3 separate regions of the Homo sapiens genome follow, and regions 2 and 3 are each linked to region 1. A link is a loop called in an ENCODE intact Hi-C map of the cell type or tissue named here. Cell type or tissue: OCI-LY7. All regions are shown on one strand.

Region 1 (2,500 bases):
AGAAGATTTGTGCTGAAAGGCCGGAAGTGGTGGCTCACGCCTGTCATCCCAGCACTTTGGGAGGCCGAGGCGGGCGGATCACAAGCTCAGGAGACTGAGACCATCCTGGCTAACACGGTGAAACCCCGTCTCTACTAAAAATCCAAAAAATTAGCCGGGCGTGGTGGCGGGCACCTGTAGTCCTAGCTACTCGGGAGGCTGAGGCAGGAGAATGGCGTGAACCTGGGAGGCGGAGTTTGCAGTGAGCTTAGATTGCACCTCTGCACTCCAGCCTGGGCGATAGAGCGAGACTCCATCTCAAAAAAAAAAATTAAAAAAAAAATAAAAATAAACATGATGGCATGTCATGAGTTTTGAAGGATAAGAAGTTAAAGCTGGCCAGGCACGGTGGCTCATGCCTGCAATCCCAGCACTTTGGGAGGTCAAGGCGGGTGGATCACCTGAGGTCAGGAGTTTGAGACCAGCCTGGCCATCATGGTGAAACCCTGTCTGTACTAAAAAAAATTACAAAAAATTAGCCAGGTGTGGGGACATGTGCTTGTAGTCTTAGCTACTTGGGAAACTGAGGCAGGAGACTCACTTGAACTTGAGAGATGGAGGTTGCAATGAGCTGAGATCACGCCACTGCATTCCAGCCTGGGCAACAGAGCGAGTCTATCTAAAAAATAAAAATAAAAAACATAAAAATTTGAGGCTGAGGTGATAGTTGCTGCTTGAGGTTTATTGCTGATGACAAAGTGTGGGCTATTTAGGGTTTCTAATGTATTTCTCATTGTCTTAAACGGTCTTCAGCTCTGTCAAGCTGTTTATTTGTAATTTATGTGCTTTAAGATGACACTTGCCACTCAGACCTCCTCCAAGGAGGGGCAGGGGAGCCCATTCCTGGGCCTGGCACGGTGCTCCACCTCCTGCACACCCCTTTCTGGGGCAGGTCCTTGGACTGTGGGGAAGCACCTGCTGCACTCTGGGTGGTGGCAGCCTTGGGCCCTGGGCTCCCCCTTGTGGAGTCCTCAGGGTGTGAGGCACCATAAAATTATTCAAAAAATGAAGTGGCTTCCAAACACTCTCCATGTCCGCACTCCCCTCGCGGTGGACCAAGGCACACGCTCCCAGCCTGGCCACAGGCCTAGACTAGTGTTGAGGTTTGCATTGGACATGTTGAAGGCTTACAAATGTTTTTCTTTTTCTTTTGAAATTACTTCAGAATTAAAGCAAAATTGCAAAAATAGTACAGAGAACTTCCGTTTTCCCAGATTCCCACTCCGTTAGTGTTTCACCAAACCCGCATGTTCAGTCTCTCTCCCTCTCCTTAAACATTCGAGGGGCAGTTGCAAAGGTGACGCTTTCCCTGCAGGCATCCTCTTCTGTGCCTGCCCTGGTGAGAACTGCTATGGCAACTGTGTCCTAATGGCCGACCTTCTCCAGGCTTCACCCACCGTCGCTCCTGCCCTTCACTGATAGGCCCTGTGTCACACTGAACCCTCCTGTCGCTTTAATCCTCTTCTATGTGTGGCCATCCTCAGCCTTTGTCTTCTGTGACATTGATATTTTTGAAGAGCACAGCATTAGTGATTTCGTCGAACGTCCCTCAGTTAGGATTTGTTGGATGTTTCCTCTTGATTAGATCTAGGTTAGTTACCTTTGGCAGGAACTCTAGAGGTGAAGTTGTGTCCTCTCAGGGCACCATGGCCGTGTTACCCTGGTGTCGTTTTGTGCCGTGGACAATGATGCTGGCTGTGAGCACTTGGCTGAGGTGGTTGAAGAGCAGCATCCCAAACAGGGCTCTGGAGTGCAGAGTGACCTCTGCAGCCACTCTGCTCAAGCGTCTCCGCGTGCTCTGCAAGGCTCCAAACCGGAGAGGTGCTCTGTAGGTCACCCCGTTACGTAAAATCACAGACTGGAAAGAGTTTGTTAGATTTTCTTTCTTTTTTATTTTTGGAGACAGTCTTGCTCTGTTGCCGAGGCTGCAGTGCAGTGACATGATCTCGGCTCATTGCAACCTCTGCCTCCTGAGTTCAAGCGATTCTCCTGCCTCAGCCTCCGGAGTAGCTGGGATTACAGTCACGCGCCACCACACCTGGCTGATTTTTGTATTTTTAGTAGAGATGGGGTTTCACTATGTTGGCCAGGCTGATCTCGAACTCCTGAGCTCAGGTGATCTGCCTGCCAAGGCCTCCCAAAGTGCTGGGATTACAGGCGTGAGCCACCGTGCCCAGCCAGACTTGTTTTTTAAACAGGCAGAAAGGAGCTCACCCATGGAGCATTTTTTCTGAGTCGCCTGAGTTATCTGTGTCACGGCAGAAAAGGACGTCAGGAGTCTGGGGGAAGCAGGGCCATCCTGGAGGCCACAGCCCAGGCAGGTGCCAAGGCCAAAGGCAGCTCTTCTGTGCTTGCCTCTCAGAGTGGGACTGCCTGGGACCAGACCTGCTGCTCCTGAGCTGTGTTGGCCCTGGCCTTGTCTCCTCTGCATGTCAAGGACACATGACCTGCTTGAATGGCA
Region 2 (2,500 bases), 72 kb before region 1:
GTGTTCTCCCTTCCCACAACCCTCTGCGGCCCCCAGGTCCTCCCAGAACTCCCTGATGTCTCCAAGGCCACCCTCAAAGGGACCCTAATCCCATGGTTTATTCTCCAGCCGCTGGCATGCCCCACACTGCTCTTCTCAATCAGACTTTACACCTCCCTCCGGGGAAGCAGCCATGTCCAGGCACTGTGGTAACTGGAGTAGAGGGTAACATCAGGATCTTTCAGACATTTGAAGTCAGCCTAAAAAGGCACGCACATTTGGCAGCCTTGTTATTTTAGCAATAGGCAGTGTTTTCCTTCTATCTAGTTTCTTTCTACCCATAAAGTCATAATTTGGCAAATTATAAACATGATGTCAGAGTATACACGTTCAGTTTAGGCAGGACCGAAAAATGAGCTATGGGACTTTCTGTCCCTTGCCCTGCCCCCACCTGAAGAGAGCCATGTGTTTCTAGGTCTTCCACGTGCTGCCCTCTCCCCTGGATGGAGCCCAGAGCTATGTGTCCTCCTGTAGGTGCCATGAGGGGCAGCCGCAGAGACCCGGCCTCCAGCAGCCTCTCACCTGACCACCTGGCACAGCTGCAACCAGGGGCGGGTTTCCTCTTTTGCTCCGCCCCTGCCCTGAGTGGGTCCTTTCCACCCAGACCTCACCACAGGGTCACTTGGCAACTGCTGGCTCCTGGCTTTGCCACCAGTTCAGGCCCAGCCACAGGCACCTGCTCTGTGTGGACCCAGGAGAGGGGTAGCTTGGGTGGGCATCGCTTGGGAAGATTCAGGAAAGTCTGTGGGTGAAGTAGCCAGCGCGCGCACACACACACACACACACACACTCACTCAGGCCTCCTGCAATGGCTCCATGCTGGACCAGCAACAGCTCCACGCCGGCTGGACTTCCTCTTACTTGTTTTGTCCCCATGTGCACAGGTTCAGGAGGAAATGGGCTCAGCCTTCCCGGTTCTTCCAGGAGGCTCCACTGGCTGGGGGGCTTTGCAGATGTTTGGGAGGACCACACCCAGTCCTGAGGGAGGCAGCAGACAGACATGGATGGAGTGCTGGTGCTCGGTAGAGTTGAAGAGGGGATGGGAGCCAGATGTGGCTACAGCACTTTCATCTGTGGGGCCCGGCCTCAGACCCACAACAGTCCCAGCCCCAAGAAAGTGCTGCATGCAGCCAGGCTCGATGGCTCACGCCTGTAATTCTAGTACTTTGGAGGCCGAGGCGGGCAGATTGCCTGAGCTCAGGAGTTTGAGACCAGCCTGGGCAACACGGTGAAACCCCATCTCTACTAAAGTACAAAAAATTAGCCAGGCGTGGCGGCATGCGCCTGTAGTCCCAGCTACTCGGGAGGCTGAGGCAGGAGAATCGCTTGAACCCGGGAGGCAGAGTTTGCAGTGAGCTGAGATCACGCCACTGCACTCCAACCTGGTGACAGAGCAAGACTCCATTTCAAAAAAAAAAAAAAAAAAAGAGTGCAGCATGCAGTGTCTGGAGGGCAGCAGCAGGGGGCATTCGGTCTCCCATCCCTCTTGTTCTGGGCACCAAGCGTAAGCTGCCGTCACCTCTTCACCAGCCCTAAATATGGGTGCCCCTCTCCCACAGAACCTGTCTCCAGAGAAGATTTTCCACGTCATTGTGGCCCCTTGTTATGACAAGAAGCTGGAGGCTCTTCAGGAAAGCCTTCCCCCTGCTTTGCATGGCTCCCGGGGCGCTGACTGCGTGTTAACATCAGGTGAGAGGTGGGCGGGGGTGCACCTGGGCGCTGGGGTAATCTCCTACTGGCCAGTACACACCAGAGCCAGGCAGATCTGTGTCCCAGAGCCATCTCAGTGCCTGCCAATGTGGTCGCTTGTCTGAAGTTACTGACAGCTGAGGGTCCTAGGGGCTTAACTGCAGGTGAAGAGAAGGGTCATGTTCGATCTAGCCTCCTGTCTCCTCTGTGCATCTTCCTCAAGATAAATCAGGTCTCAGCTGGGCACAGTGGCTCACGCCTGTAATCTAAGCACTGGGAGGCCAAGGCAGGTGGATCACCTGAGGTCAGGAGTTCGAGACCAGCCTGACCAACATGGAGAAACCCCGTCTCTACTAAAACTACAAAAAACTAGCCGGGCATGGTGGCACATGCCTGTAATCCCAGCTGCTCGGGAGGCTGAGGCAGGAGAATCGCTTGAACCCGGGAGGCAGAGGTTGCAGTAAGCCGAGATCGCGCCATTACCCTCCAGCCTGGGCAACAAGAGTAAAACTTTGTCTCAAAAAAAAAAAAAAAAGATAAATCAGGTCCTGGGAGAACCACTTGGGCAGTGTGGTGGCCCTAACTTTACATTACAGTCCATGTAAGGTACTTATCTCTTGGTGGGAAAGTTGTCTATAGCCATAGCGGGTCTCCTAATCACAAACCAAGTCTGCACTTAAAACACAAGTGAAGTTTTTTTCATTCAGAATAAAATGAAAAAGGCACGTTTGCTCCAGTGATATTGCCTTTACCACGGTATTGGCCACTCCTT
Region 3 (2,500 bases), 58 kb before region 1:
TCGGCTTTAGCCACCATCAGGGCGTGTGTCCTGCTATTTCCCCACTCGTTTTTGCCCTGTAAAGGAAAGACCATGTAGCAGCTGGCACTCCTTCCCCACTCCAGGCCCGGTGTCCTGGGCTGTGGCACCTGAAGATTCTGTCCCTGAGCCAGTCTGGACACAGCCAGGCGGCAGCACTGGCATTTTGGGATGTCAGTGCATCATCATGGGCACTGTGTGTCCACGTGGGATGCCAGGACCTGGTGCTGGGATGTACAGGGAGTGAGTACTGCGGCTGCATTTCTCTCCTGTTGGAGGGAGGTTCTCACCTCCAGCTTCTGATGATGTCAGTGGAGCGAGAATGCCAACCCAGAGGGCCGTGACACTCCAGCCCTTTTTTTTTTTTTTTTTTTTTTGAGACAGGTTCTCGTTCTGTCACCCAGGCTGGAGTGCAGTGGTGCAATCTCAGCTCACTGCAGCTTCGACCTACCAGGCCCAAGAGATCTCTCACACTCCGAGTAGCTGGGACTACAGGCGCCAGCCACCACACCCAGCTAATATTTTTGTATATTTTTGTAGAGACGGGGTTTCACCATGTTGCCCAGGCTGGTCTCCAACTCCCGACCTCAAGCGATCCACCTGCCTCAGCCTCCCAAAGTGCTGGGGTTACAGGTGTGAGCCACTGCACCTGGCCTTGATCTTCTAGCGAAAACTAGAGAGAGAGAGAGAGAGAGAGAGAGAGAGAGAGAAACGTTAAGAGGGAAAGAAAAGGCAGGAACCCCTAAGCCCACTCCCTCAGGAGAGGAAGGGAAGAGAGGATGGGGATCCAGCCAGACCCTTTTGTCAGGAAAACACTTGCTGGGTTCCTTACCTGGAGGGGTCTCTAGTGAGTCGGTTGATGGCAGGAGGCTCCCTGGCAGCCAGACAGGGAGAAGAATGCCAGCCTCTGCAGGCACCTTCGGCCACGTGGAGGAGCAGACCTAAGTGTGGCCAGGGAGGTTTCAAAGCCTCGAAAATGCTGCAGACAAAGGATGCATGTCCTGTGCCAGACCCTGTTCTCTAAGCCAGGAGCAGGTACTGATGGGGGGTCCCGGGCCAGGTGGACACACAGAGAAGAGGACTGAGGAGTGCAAAACCCCTCCCTTGCTCCCAGGGAGGCATTTTGCCCAAGCCAGGGAATGCAGAGGGCAATGAGCCCACAACTGCCACAATTTCTGGGACAAAGCTATGAGGCAAGGTATGCTCACATCAAGATTTGAACTCAGATTGCTGCTGTTGCCTGTCCTCCGTGCCTTGACACAAACAGGGACGTTATTGGGGCCTGGAGAAGAATTATGGGCCACAGGCTGCCCAGTCAGGAAAGAAAAGGGAGTCTATAGCAGAGGATGGTTTCGATCCATCGACCTCTGGGTTATGGGCCCAGCACGCTTCCGCTGCGCCACTCTGCTGGCTATAAGGGGGGAGCCTGAGTCAGATCATGACCACAGGAGTCATCTCCCTGCAGGCGGCGACCCCTACTGGCCAAGAGGGGCCAACAGAGGACTGGCTGGGCAAGGCACATGCTCAATTATAAGCCTACTCCTCCTCTCTCAACTTCTTGTAGATAAAACTCTCTGAATTCATGTCCTTTTCTGCTGTTAAAACATTGGCTGGAGGCCGGGCACAGTGGCTCACGCCTGTAATCACAGCACTTCGGGAGGCCAAGGCAGGCAGATCACATGAGGTCGGGAGTTCGAGACCAGCCTGACCAACATGGAGAAACCCTGTCTCTACTAAAAATACAAAATTAGCCGGGCGTGGTGGCGCATGCCTGTAATCCCAGCTACTCGGGAGGCTGAGGCAGAATTGCTTGAACCCAGGAAGTGGAGGTTGCGGTGAGCCGAGATCGCACCACTGCACTCCAGCCTGGGCAACAAGAGTGAAACTCTGTCTCAAAAAAAAAAAAAAAAAGTTGGCTGGGCATGGTGGCTTACGCTGTAATCCCAGCACTCTGGGAGGCTGAGGCTCAGGAGTTTGAGACCAGCCTGGGCAACACAGGGAGACCCCCCCCCCCCGGCCTCTACAAAAAATAAAAATAAAAAAAAAAATAGCCAGGGGTTGGCAGCCAACGCCTGTAGTCCCAGCTACTCAGGAGGCTGAGGTGGGAGGATCGCTTGAGCCCAGGAAGCAGAGAGCAAAGATCATGCCACTGCGCTCCAGCCTGGGTGACAGAGCCAGACCCCAGTCTCAAAAAACAAAACAAAAAAAAGACTGAAACTCCTGGGATCCAACTGAAAGTATGAGCCGGGACACTCAAAGGAGATAGCTGCAGCTAGTCTAATGAACTGTCTGTGAGGAGCATCTCGACACAAGCCACGGTCAGCACCGAGGCCTGAGCCCTCAGGGCAGGGTGCATCCTTCCCAGGAGCCTGGACCCTGTGAGAGCTGGAGCTAATGGGATGGGCCACCAAACAGGAGGCATGGCTCCCCTGAGAGGAGCCATCGACCCTAGGCCAGGCAGAGAAAGAGCTGGGGAATACCC

The links. Hi-C counts contacts between places; a loop is a spot of excess contacts. Peaks named below come from ENCODE experiments on the same cell type or tissue, not always from the same donor. Only the 100,000 strongest peaks of a DNase experiment are listed, where the experiment ranks them.
Region 2: it touches region 1 in a loop (5-fold over the local background); 67 of 110 quality-filtered maps call a loop at or near these places.
Region 3: a loop joins it to region 1, with 4 times the contacts of the local background. A loop is called at or near these places in 68 of 110 quality-filtered maps.

Annotation. Positions count from the first base shown.
Region 1 is chr17:82,551,018-82,553,517 of GRCh38, forward strand. The region is part of intron 1 of FOXK2 (forkhead box K2); the gene reads left to right. Among named protein-coding and RNA genes, the nearest start is that of FOXK2, 33 kb to the left of the region's middle. RefSeq lists silencers at 856-1,150, 2,328-2,499 and an enhancer at 1,237-1,861. In OCI-LY7, a CTCF peak has its summit at 1,008 (motif pointing left); DNase peaks (open chromatin) are centred at 984 and 2,384; H3K4me3 peaks cover 608 bases; H3K27ac peaks cover 1,378 bases.
Region 2 is chr17:82,479,484-82,481,983 of GRCh38, forward strand. NARF (nuclear prelamin A recognition factor) reads left to right here. Exons shown (of 11, transcript NM_012336.4): 7 at 1,599-1,728. Among named protein-coding and RNA genes, the nearest start is that of TRX-CAT1-8, 14 kb to the right of the region's middle. In OCI-LY7, a CTCF peak has its summit at 1,501 (motif pointing right); a DNase peak (open chromatin) is centred at 1,518.
Region 3 is chr17:82,493,366-82,495,865 of GRCh38, forward strand. TRX-CAT1-8 (tRNA-iMet (anticodon CAT) 1-8) reads right to left here and starts at 1,427; the gene lies at 1,356-1,427. RefSeq lists silencers at 1,198-1,535, 1,311-1,570. In OCI-LY7, a CTCF peak has its summit at 1,535 (motif pointing left); DNase peaks (open chromatin) are centred at 476, 946 and 1,426; H3K4me3 peaks cover 978 bases; H3K27ac peaks cover 1,905 bases.